Regions from separate parts of the Homo sapiens genome. Here region 2 is linked to region 1. A link is a loop called in an ENCODE intact Hi-C map of the cell type or tissue named here. Cell type or tissue: heart right ventricle. All regions are shown on one strand. Each heading gives the region's core, and the rest is flanking DNA. Links, peaks and the distances in the headings are about the cores only. Region 1 holds the start of LINC01039 (long intergenic non-protein coding RNA 1039). Region 2 overlaps CLYBL (citramalyl-CoA lyase).

What was found. Hi-C counts contacts between places; a loop is a spot of excess contacts. Peaks named below come from ENCODE experiments on the same cell type or tissue, not always from the same donor. Only the 100,000 strongest peaks of a DNase experiment are listed, where the experiment ranks them.
Region 2: a loop joins it to region 1, with 12 times the contacts of the local background. A loop is called at or near these places in 2 of 110 quality-filtered maps.

Annotation. Positions count from the first base shown.
Region 1 is chr13:99,576,890-99,581,283 of GRCh38, forward strand. It overlaps LINC01039 (long intergenic non-protein coding RNA 1039), which reads left to right and starts at 223. Exons shown (of 4, transcript NR_126390.1): 1 at 223-502; 2 at 1,581-1,750; 3 at 3,280-3,476. In heart right ventricle, for the core only: a CTCF peak has its summit at 1,910; no DNase peak of the experiment used is centred there.
Region 2 is chr13:99,630,328-99,634,721 of GRCh38, forward strand. The region is part of intron 1 of CLYBL (citramalyl-CoA lyase); the gene reads left to right. Among named protein-coding and RNA genes, the nearest start is that of MIR4306, 11 kb to the right of the region's middle. In heart right ventricle, for the core only: no CTCF peak of the experiment used is centred there; no DNase peak of the experiment used is centred there; H3K27ac peaks cover 259 bases.

The DNA of each region.
Region 1 (4,394 bases), core at 247-4,246:
CAGGCGTGAGCCACCGCGCCCAGCTGAAAAAGCCAAGTGGCCTCTTGATTGAAGCGGGCAGAGCTCAAGGCAAGGCCCTCAGTTCCTATGACTTGTTTTCTGGTCTGCACTGGGTGGAACAGGAAGCCAACAGTACTATTGTCTGTGAATGCCCCAGAAGCCCCTAAGGGCAAAGGTTCCCAGTGGATGGGATGCCATGGGGGACATTCCAGAACTCTCTGTGGGCGGTTTGAGACCAGCCTGGGCAATATAGCAACCGTCCTGCTGGCACACAAACCCTCCTGCCTCTAAACAGAATTTGATGGGCCCCTTGGCAAAGGCAGGTTTTAGAAACTCCTCGGGGGCTGGAGCGCAAGGAGAGTCTGAGCCAGGCCAAGCCTCCCTGGGGGAACATGGCTGAAGGAAGACCTACAGACATCTCCCCTGGGTGGGAGCCTGTGTTCAGAAGCAGCAGATCCAAGTCTCTGTGTGGCTGAGGAGAGGACATCCTGCTGGCAACACGGTGCTGACCTGTGGGCCCACTGGCAGCATGACTTTGTAATTTCTTGGGCTTTCTGGAAGGTTCTGAGGTGTTGCTGCTGGGCTCAGGTGACCAGTTATTCTCCTAGGGAAGGATGGCCCAGCTCGTTGTCCTGTACACATAGAAACATAGGGTGGTCTGGGGAGTAAATGCAACATCCCCACTTTCTCCCTGCCTTATCTTTCTCGCCTTCCCATTCCCCAGAGAAAGATCCAGGTGCAGAAGGACCCAGAACTCCACAATTGTTACATAATCAAAGCACATTACTCTAAAGGAGACCAGGACCCAGCTCTCCTCCCTACCAACCCAACCCCAGCAAGTCATTTCTTTTTCTTTTTTTCTTTTTTCTTTTTTTAACAGACAATTTTAGGTTTATATGCAGTTATAAGAAATAATAGAGGCTGGGCACAGTCACTCATGCCTGTAATCCCAGCACTTTGAGAGGCTAAGGTGGGAGGATCACTTGAGGCTGAGAGTTTGAGACCAGTCTGGGCAATATAGCAAGACCCTGTCTCTACAAAAAATAAAATAATTAGCTGGACATGGTGGTGCGCACCTGTAGTCCCAGCTGCTCTGAAACCTGGGGTAAGAAGATTGCTTGAGCCCAGGAGTTAGAGGCTGCAGTGAGCTATGATTGCATCACTGCACTCCAGCCTGGGTGACAGAGCAAGATCTTGTAATCTTGTAAATACATAGAAAGAGCACATTCTGTGGCTGAGCCCAAGAACTATTATGCACAAGGAATAACTTGTTGGGACGAGCCATTACCACATTGGCAGGGTCGTCCCGGTCTCTGCTTGGGTATTTTTATCTGTAGGCCTATCAGTTAGTATGCTTTTGGAAAAATCTGGGATTTACTAGAGAAAAAGGTAAAGGTCTAGGGTCGATGTTAATTGTGTCCCCTCCAAAAAAAGATATGTTGAAGTCCTAACCTCCCAGTACCTCTGAACATGACATCATTTGGAAATAGGGTCTTTGTAGCTGTAATTAGCTAAGATGAGGTCATACTGGAGTGGAACAGATTCCTAATTCAAGATGACTGGTGTCCCTATAAAAATAGGAGAATGCCATATAACAGCTAAGACAGAGATCAGAGCCATGCAGCTGCAAGCCGAAGCAGGCCAAGGATTGCCAGCAAACCAAGAGAGGCTGGAAGAAGAGAGAAGGATCTTTCCCTGCTGATTTCACAGGGAGCATGGCCCTTGATCTCAGGACCTTGACCCCAGAACTGTGAGTGAATCAATCTGTTGTTAAGCCATACGGTGCCAGTATTTTGTACAGCAGCCCTCGGAAACTCATACAGCAGGCAACCAATAATGTCCCAAGTCTAGTAAGTAATGAAATACACTCTGACATGGGGATGGAATTGAAATAAAAATAACCATCTGAGGGAGCTCTAGAGCCTTCGCTTCCTGAGTCCTAATTTGACCGTAACCTAGAGGATGGGCAAATAATAGCTGTTTTCAGGACAGGACTCTTAACCTCCTTTCAGTGGTTTTGATTATTTTTAGTTTCTGTTCTATTGATATTTGGATTCTGAGCACAGATGCCTTTACTGCACTGAGTGCCTTTGACCTGAGCTGGATTTTAGCTGGAAGTGCAGGATTCTGAGTGAGACAACACTGAATGCTGAATGACCCCTTAACCAAGGCAGGCCGTTCTCCTAGTCGGGGCCAGGTTCTGGGGACAGTGTGACAAGAGCTTGAATGAAGACAACTCGCCCTCCCTGCCTGCAAAATTTAACAATGAGACAGGAATCCTTATTTTGTATTTTTTCAGGGGGCAGGAAGCTGCAAAATCTGCTGTCCTCTGCAAATCACTATCTGGACCAACAACACAGAAGTTCCCTCAACCTCTGAGGGAACCTCTGCCGCACCTCTGAGCTCTTTGGCTTTTGTAGACGTTCACTTCTCGGAATTCTGCTGACTCTGTGGGTCCCCAGGCATCACCTGAGAACTGGTTAGAAACTCAAAGTCTCAGGCCCTCCCCAGACCTGAATTCGCTCTGTAGGTGGGGACAACAATCTGGGTTTTGAGAAGCCATGGGGTGATTCTGATGCCCACTCACACCCTGTTTTACTTCTGTGTTTACTCTGCACTACAGAAACGAGGAGCCCACGGATGCTTGAGCATCAAAGCTTCAATCACTGCTGCCCGCGGCTCTGCACTGTCTTAATTCTTCCCTGCTTTTTCATTATGTCCCGTCTGGCTCATTCCTCCTTTATCCCCCTGTTTGTATGTGTGTATACATGCATTCATTCATTCATTCATCCATGTATTCATTCAGCAGACTCTAGAAAAGGATATCTTATAGTCACTATGGTGGATGTCTAGGTGGGTCTGCAGCTCTGAAGTTGTGTTGGTTAAGCTCCAAGGAGCAAAGAAAGCTTTTTCAGATGACAGCATGTATTGTAGCGAAATGACGGCTATGAGCATCTTTTAATTACAATTGGGGGTGGGGGAGTGAATATATATGTATTTCTGTGAAAGAGGGAAACGAAGCAATGAAAAGTAAGAGACAGGAAATTGTCCCAACGCCTTGGCTCCATGGGGCCTCAGGGTGCCCTCCATGACGAGCAGTGACTCCCAGCAGCTCCGGCACAGTATCAGGCATCCTTTGCCACTGGCTCTAGGAACCCCTGCACATGCGTGTCTCAGCTTCTAATGTGACTATTTCTGCTTCTCCTCAATGTTGCTGCTTACCCCTAGGTTTGGTTGCCACGAGGAAGCTATGTCCTGGATTTTCTTTTTTTCTTTCAGTTCTGGCTGCCAATACCAAGTTCCTCCTCTCCATCTCACATTCAAAGAGCACACAGAGAGGCTCTAATTGGGTCTTTCTACATCCTGTGTCCGTACAGAGCTCTCGCGTTTGGGTGGGGACTTTGCACCGTGACCAGTCTAAGATCAGCACCAGCCCCTGGTCCAATCAGCTGTGGCCAAGACCCTTGAAGACACAGGCAAGAGGCTCCTGACAGTTGTGTGGTTCACAGGGGTTTCTGGGTGTGATAGGGGCTCAGGCAACATCGGCCCCCAATCTGGGTGAGAAGAGAGGTCTGGAAAGAAGTTACAACTTTGAATAAGTGGTGGTACATAATGCCTCAAGTGTGGTAACATTGCTCAGAGAAAGTGAGTTGAGACAGTGGAAAAGTGGAGCCCCTAGTATCACCAGCTTAACCCACGGGGTAGATGAAGGTCATTAGGAGAATAGAGCAACTAACCTTTATTGAGCACCTACGATGTGCCAGGCTGTATGTCTTGGTGCTTTACATAAATTAATTATTTATTTATTTATTTATTTATTTATTTATTTATTTATGTTTGAGACAGGGTCTCACTCTCACCCAAGCTGGAGTGCAGTGGTGCAATGAATGCTCACTGCAGCCTCGACCTCCTGGGCTCGAGTGATCCTCCCACCTCAGTTCCCGAGTAGCTGGAACTACAGGCTGTACCACCACACCCAGCTAAGGTTTTCTATTTTTTGTAGAGATGGGGTCTTGCTATGTTGTCCAGGCTGGTCTCAAACCCCTGGTATCAAGCAATCCTTCCGGCTTGGCCTCCCAAAGTGCTGGGATCACAGGCATGAGCTACCACACCCAGCCTATTTGTTCTTCAAACAACACTGCAAGCTACCTATTGTTGTTATCCCAAATTTGCAAATGAGAAGGCCGACCAAGCTCACAGAGATCAAGGTCATATCACTTGTAAAGGGCAGAGCTGGGATTTCAATAGCTTTGTCCAACTTCAATAGCTTTGTCTAATCTCTAATAGCTTTTTACTCTTCCTACTGTATATGAACCATATTGGCCTCAAAAGAAATGGTCTGAAACACAATGAGGAAATCAGGGAGAAGAATGTTTTCAGAAGGAGGTGATTAA
Region 2 (4,394 bases), core at 287-4,286, 53 kb after region 1:
ACTCATCATGCAAATAATATCTTTGTGAGAAGTGGTGTTCCTGGAGTTGGAGAAGGCTCTTTAGTAGGGCTGCTGGTCAGTACAGTCCCTGAAAAACATGACTATTTATAACACAGGCACCAGAGGGTTCAGAGACGTGCTAAAAGTGGAGAAGTTGGGGGCAGGGGAGTGCTGGCAAGGATGAACTTTGCCTATTTCACAAGTTTTGACTAAAGTAGTTCTGAATAAGAAAAGCGTTTGATGAAATCTTACCTAGTATAAAGACATATTATTTTTGGCCTCTCTTTTTTCTTTCTTCTTTTTGTTCTTTCACCTTTCCCCTGTGACCTCCCATTCCAGCTGAGCCCTCTTGTTCCCATTTGCCCTGTATTGTTGATCTTAACCCCAGCTCTGCCCTCTCTTAAATCCTGTTCTTATTCTTGGAGAAGACTACAGTCTCCCGAGCTCTTTCTATATGCCAAGCACTGTACTTTTATACATTCATATTATCATGAGGAAATATTCTTTTGCCTATTTTACAGATGAAGCAAGTGAGATTCAGGGAAGTTAAGTAATTTATCCAAATTTACATGCCTACTAAGGGATGGAGCAGGAGCCAGACCCCTGTTTCTGAAGCATGTTTGCTGAACCACTACACTTTAGCCACCTACTGTGGATACCTTTGGAAAGGAGGATTCTTTTACCGTTACCAAAAAGATATTAATAAAAATAAGTCCAGGTGTGGTGGCTCATGCCTGTAATCCCAGCACTTTGGGAGGCAGAGGCAGGTGGGTTACTTGAGCTCAGGAGTTCGAGACCAGCCTGGGCAACATGGTGAAATCCCGTCTCCACAAAAAATAGAAAAATTAGCCACGCATGGTGGCGCATGCCTGTAGTGCCAGCTACTCCAGAGGTTGAGGTGGGAGGATTGCTTGAGCCTGGGAGGCAGAAGTTGCAGTGACCTGAGATAGTGCCACTGCACTCCAGCCTGGGTGGCAGAGCCAGACCCTGTCTCCAAATATTTATGTGTGTGTGTGTGTGTGTGTGTGTGTGTGTGTATGTATACACATATATAATTTATATGCAAATATATAATATATACATATATTACATACATATATGTGTGTGTATATATAATCAAATGCCCATAAATTGAAGATTCATTAAATACAGGGATAGTCATACCATAGTAATGACGTAGCTGTTAAAAAGAATAAGGTAGTTCCCATAAATGGTAGAATAGCTTGATTGTACTAATCCCCCTGTATTTTATGTAGATTTGTAAGATTCACACCAAATTTTTTTTTTTTGAGTTGGAGTCTCGCTCAGTCGCCCAGGCTGGAGTGCAGTGGCGTGATCTCGGCTCACTGCAACCTCCACCTCCCGGGTTCAAGCGATTCTTCTGCCTCAGCCTCCTGAGTAGCTGAGACTACAGGCACGCACCACCACGCCCAGCTAATTTTTGTATTTTTAGTAGAGACGGGGTTTCACCATGTTGACCAGCCAGGATGATCTCGATCTCTTGACCTCGTGATCCACCCGCCTCAGCCTCCCAAAGTGCTGGGATTACAGGCGTGAGCCACCGCACCTGGCCACACACAAAGTATTTTTAAAAACTATTGTAAGTCACCAGAAAGCAAGCAAAATCAGGCAGAAACTGGAGGAGAATCTACCTCAAAAGACAAACTGCGGTGGATAAGGTTTGCAGGTTTGTAGCTTTAACCTGAAGGTACTCCCAAAGCTAATTAAGTGGCCAAAAGCCGCAGCCTTACTGTATTGCGATGTTAGAGGGCAGAGGTAGAAACTGGCAGAGCTGGCAGAGCAGTCAGAAAATTAAGAGGGAAACCCCAGAGAGGAGGGAGCTACAGAGGGCACAAACACCCAAATCTGCATATGAAATTGCACAAATCCTTGGTTGGCTACTAAACTATGTGTCTGCAAACCTGGTGAAAAAGTAGCAGCTTTAAGCCTGAAAAAAACTAAGCAAAGATCTTGGCCACTGCCTACCATAGGGAAGACAGAACTTGGTATTTGTGTTCAGCCAAGTTAGCTGTCTGCTAGAACAAAAATTAGTCTTCAGAGAAATGTGCAGAATCTGGAATCTCTATAACATATCGATCATCATGTCCAGTGTCCTATCAGAAACCACTAGAGGCCGGGCATTGTGGCTCATGCCTGTAATCCCAGCACTTTGGGAGACCAAGGCAGACGGATTGCCTGAGGTCAGAAGTTTGAGACCAGCCTGGCCAACATAGTGAAACCCCATCTCTACTAAATATACAAAAAAAATTAGCCAGGTGTGCTGGTGGGCACCTGTAGTCCCAGCTATTCAAGAGGCTGAGGCAAGAGAATCCCTTGAACCTGGGAGGCGGAGGTTGCAGTGAGCCGAGATTGTGCCACTGCACTCCAGCCTGGTGACAGAGTGAGACTCCGTCTCAAAAAAAACAAAACAAAAACAAAAAAACCCCACTAGATAGAGGTAGAAATGGGAAAAAAGTAGATAATAGAAGCCAAACTCAAGATGATAGAGATGTTACAATTAATAGACAAGGACTTTAAAGCATCTACCATAAATACATTCAAAGACTTAATAAAAATGTATACACAATGAATGAACAGATAGGGAGTATCAGCTTAGAAATAGTAGCTATGGGCCAGGTGCAGTGTCTCACACCTGTAATCCCAACACTTTGGGGGCCCAGGTGGGTGGATCACTTGAGGCCAGGAATTCATGACCAGACTGGCCAACATGGCAAAACCCTGTCTCTAACTAAAAATACAAAAATTAGCCAGGTGTGGGAGACTGAGACAGGAGAATCTCTTGAACGTGGGAGGCAGAGGTTGCAGTGAGCCGAGATCATACCAGTGCACTCCAGCCTGGGCAACAGAGCAAGATCCTGTCTCAAAAAAAAAAAAAAAAAAAAAAAAAGAGAAGAGAAGAAAAGAAATAAGGCCAGGTGTGGTAGCTAATGCCTGTAATCCCAGCACTTTGAGAGGCAGAAGTGGGCGGATCACTTGAGGTCAGGAGTTTGATACCAGCCTGGGCAACATGGCAAAACCCCGTCTCTACTAAAAATACAAAACTGGGCATGGTGGCACGCATCTGTAATCCCAGCTACTTGGGAGGCTGAGGCACAAAAATCGCTTGAGCCTGGGAGGTGGAGGTTGCAGTGAGCCAAGATGGCACCACTGTACTCCAGCCTGGGTGACAGTGCAGGACTCTGTCTCAAAAAAAAAAAAAAAAATAGCTATGAAAAAGAGCTGAAAGGTTAGTGGTTGCCAGAGGTTGAGGGGAGGAGGGAATGGGAAGTGATTGTTTAATGCATATGGGGTTTCCTTTTGTGTTGATGAAAGTGTTCTTGAGCTAGTGGTGAGGCTTGTACAGCACTGTGAATTTTAAACTTTAAAATGGTGAAAATTGTGAATTTTATGAAAAGAGAGGTGAAAATACATGAACTAAATAGAAATTTTTACCAGTAAGCTCAATAGCAGACAAAGTTAACTGAAAAATAGATCAATCGTATGTACTCAGTTTGAGGAAAAGAAAAAGATTGAAGAAAAGCAAATAGAGCCTCAGAGACCTGTGGGACAGTACCAAGCAGTCTAACATGTATAGTTGGAGTTCCAGAAGCAAAAAAGAGATTAGGGCAGAAAAAATATTTGAGGGGATAATGACCAGAAATGTTCCAAATTCGGTGAAATCCATTAACTCACTGATCCCTTAACAAACACTCAGCAAGATAAATTAAAACACACACATGCACATGAGAGCCACATTGCTGAAATCCAAAAATAAGAAAGTCCTGAAAGCTGCCTGAGAAAAAAAGAAGGTGCACAGAAGGAACAATAATATAACTAACAGCCGACTGCTTATCAGAAACAGTGGAGAGTAGAAGGTAAACGTATTGAAAGACAAAATATCAACCCAGGGTTCTACGTCCAGCAAAACTATCCTTCAAAATTGAAGCCCAAATAAAGACCTTTATAATTAAACAAAAACTGAGAGAATTTGTTGCAAAGAATCTGACTATGAGAAATGCTAAAGGAATTTCTTTAGGCTTAAGGGAAATAACCCCAGATGATAACTTGGATCTATAAAAAGAAATGAACCAGAAATGATGAAGAAAATAATCAGATAGATCCATCTGTGTTGATGTAAACATGTAATAGTAATAATAATAAATATTTATATAGCAATTATTTCAGGAAGGACACGCAAGAAAACTTTAACAGTGATAACCTTCCCCGTGGAAAAGGGGAAGAGATTGAGAGCTTGGAGTATGAAAAAGGAGACTAAATTATTATTTTGTGCTTCTTTTGATCATTTGAATATTTTTTAATGTGGATGTATTACTTATTTTTTTAAATAAATTTTTAAATGTCATGAAATAGCTAGGAAAAATAGAGATACTTGA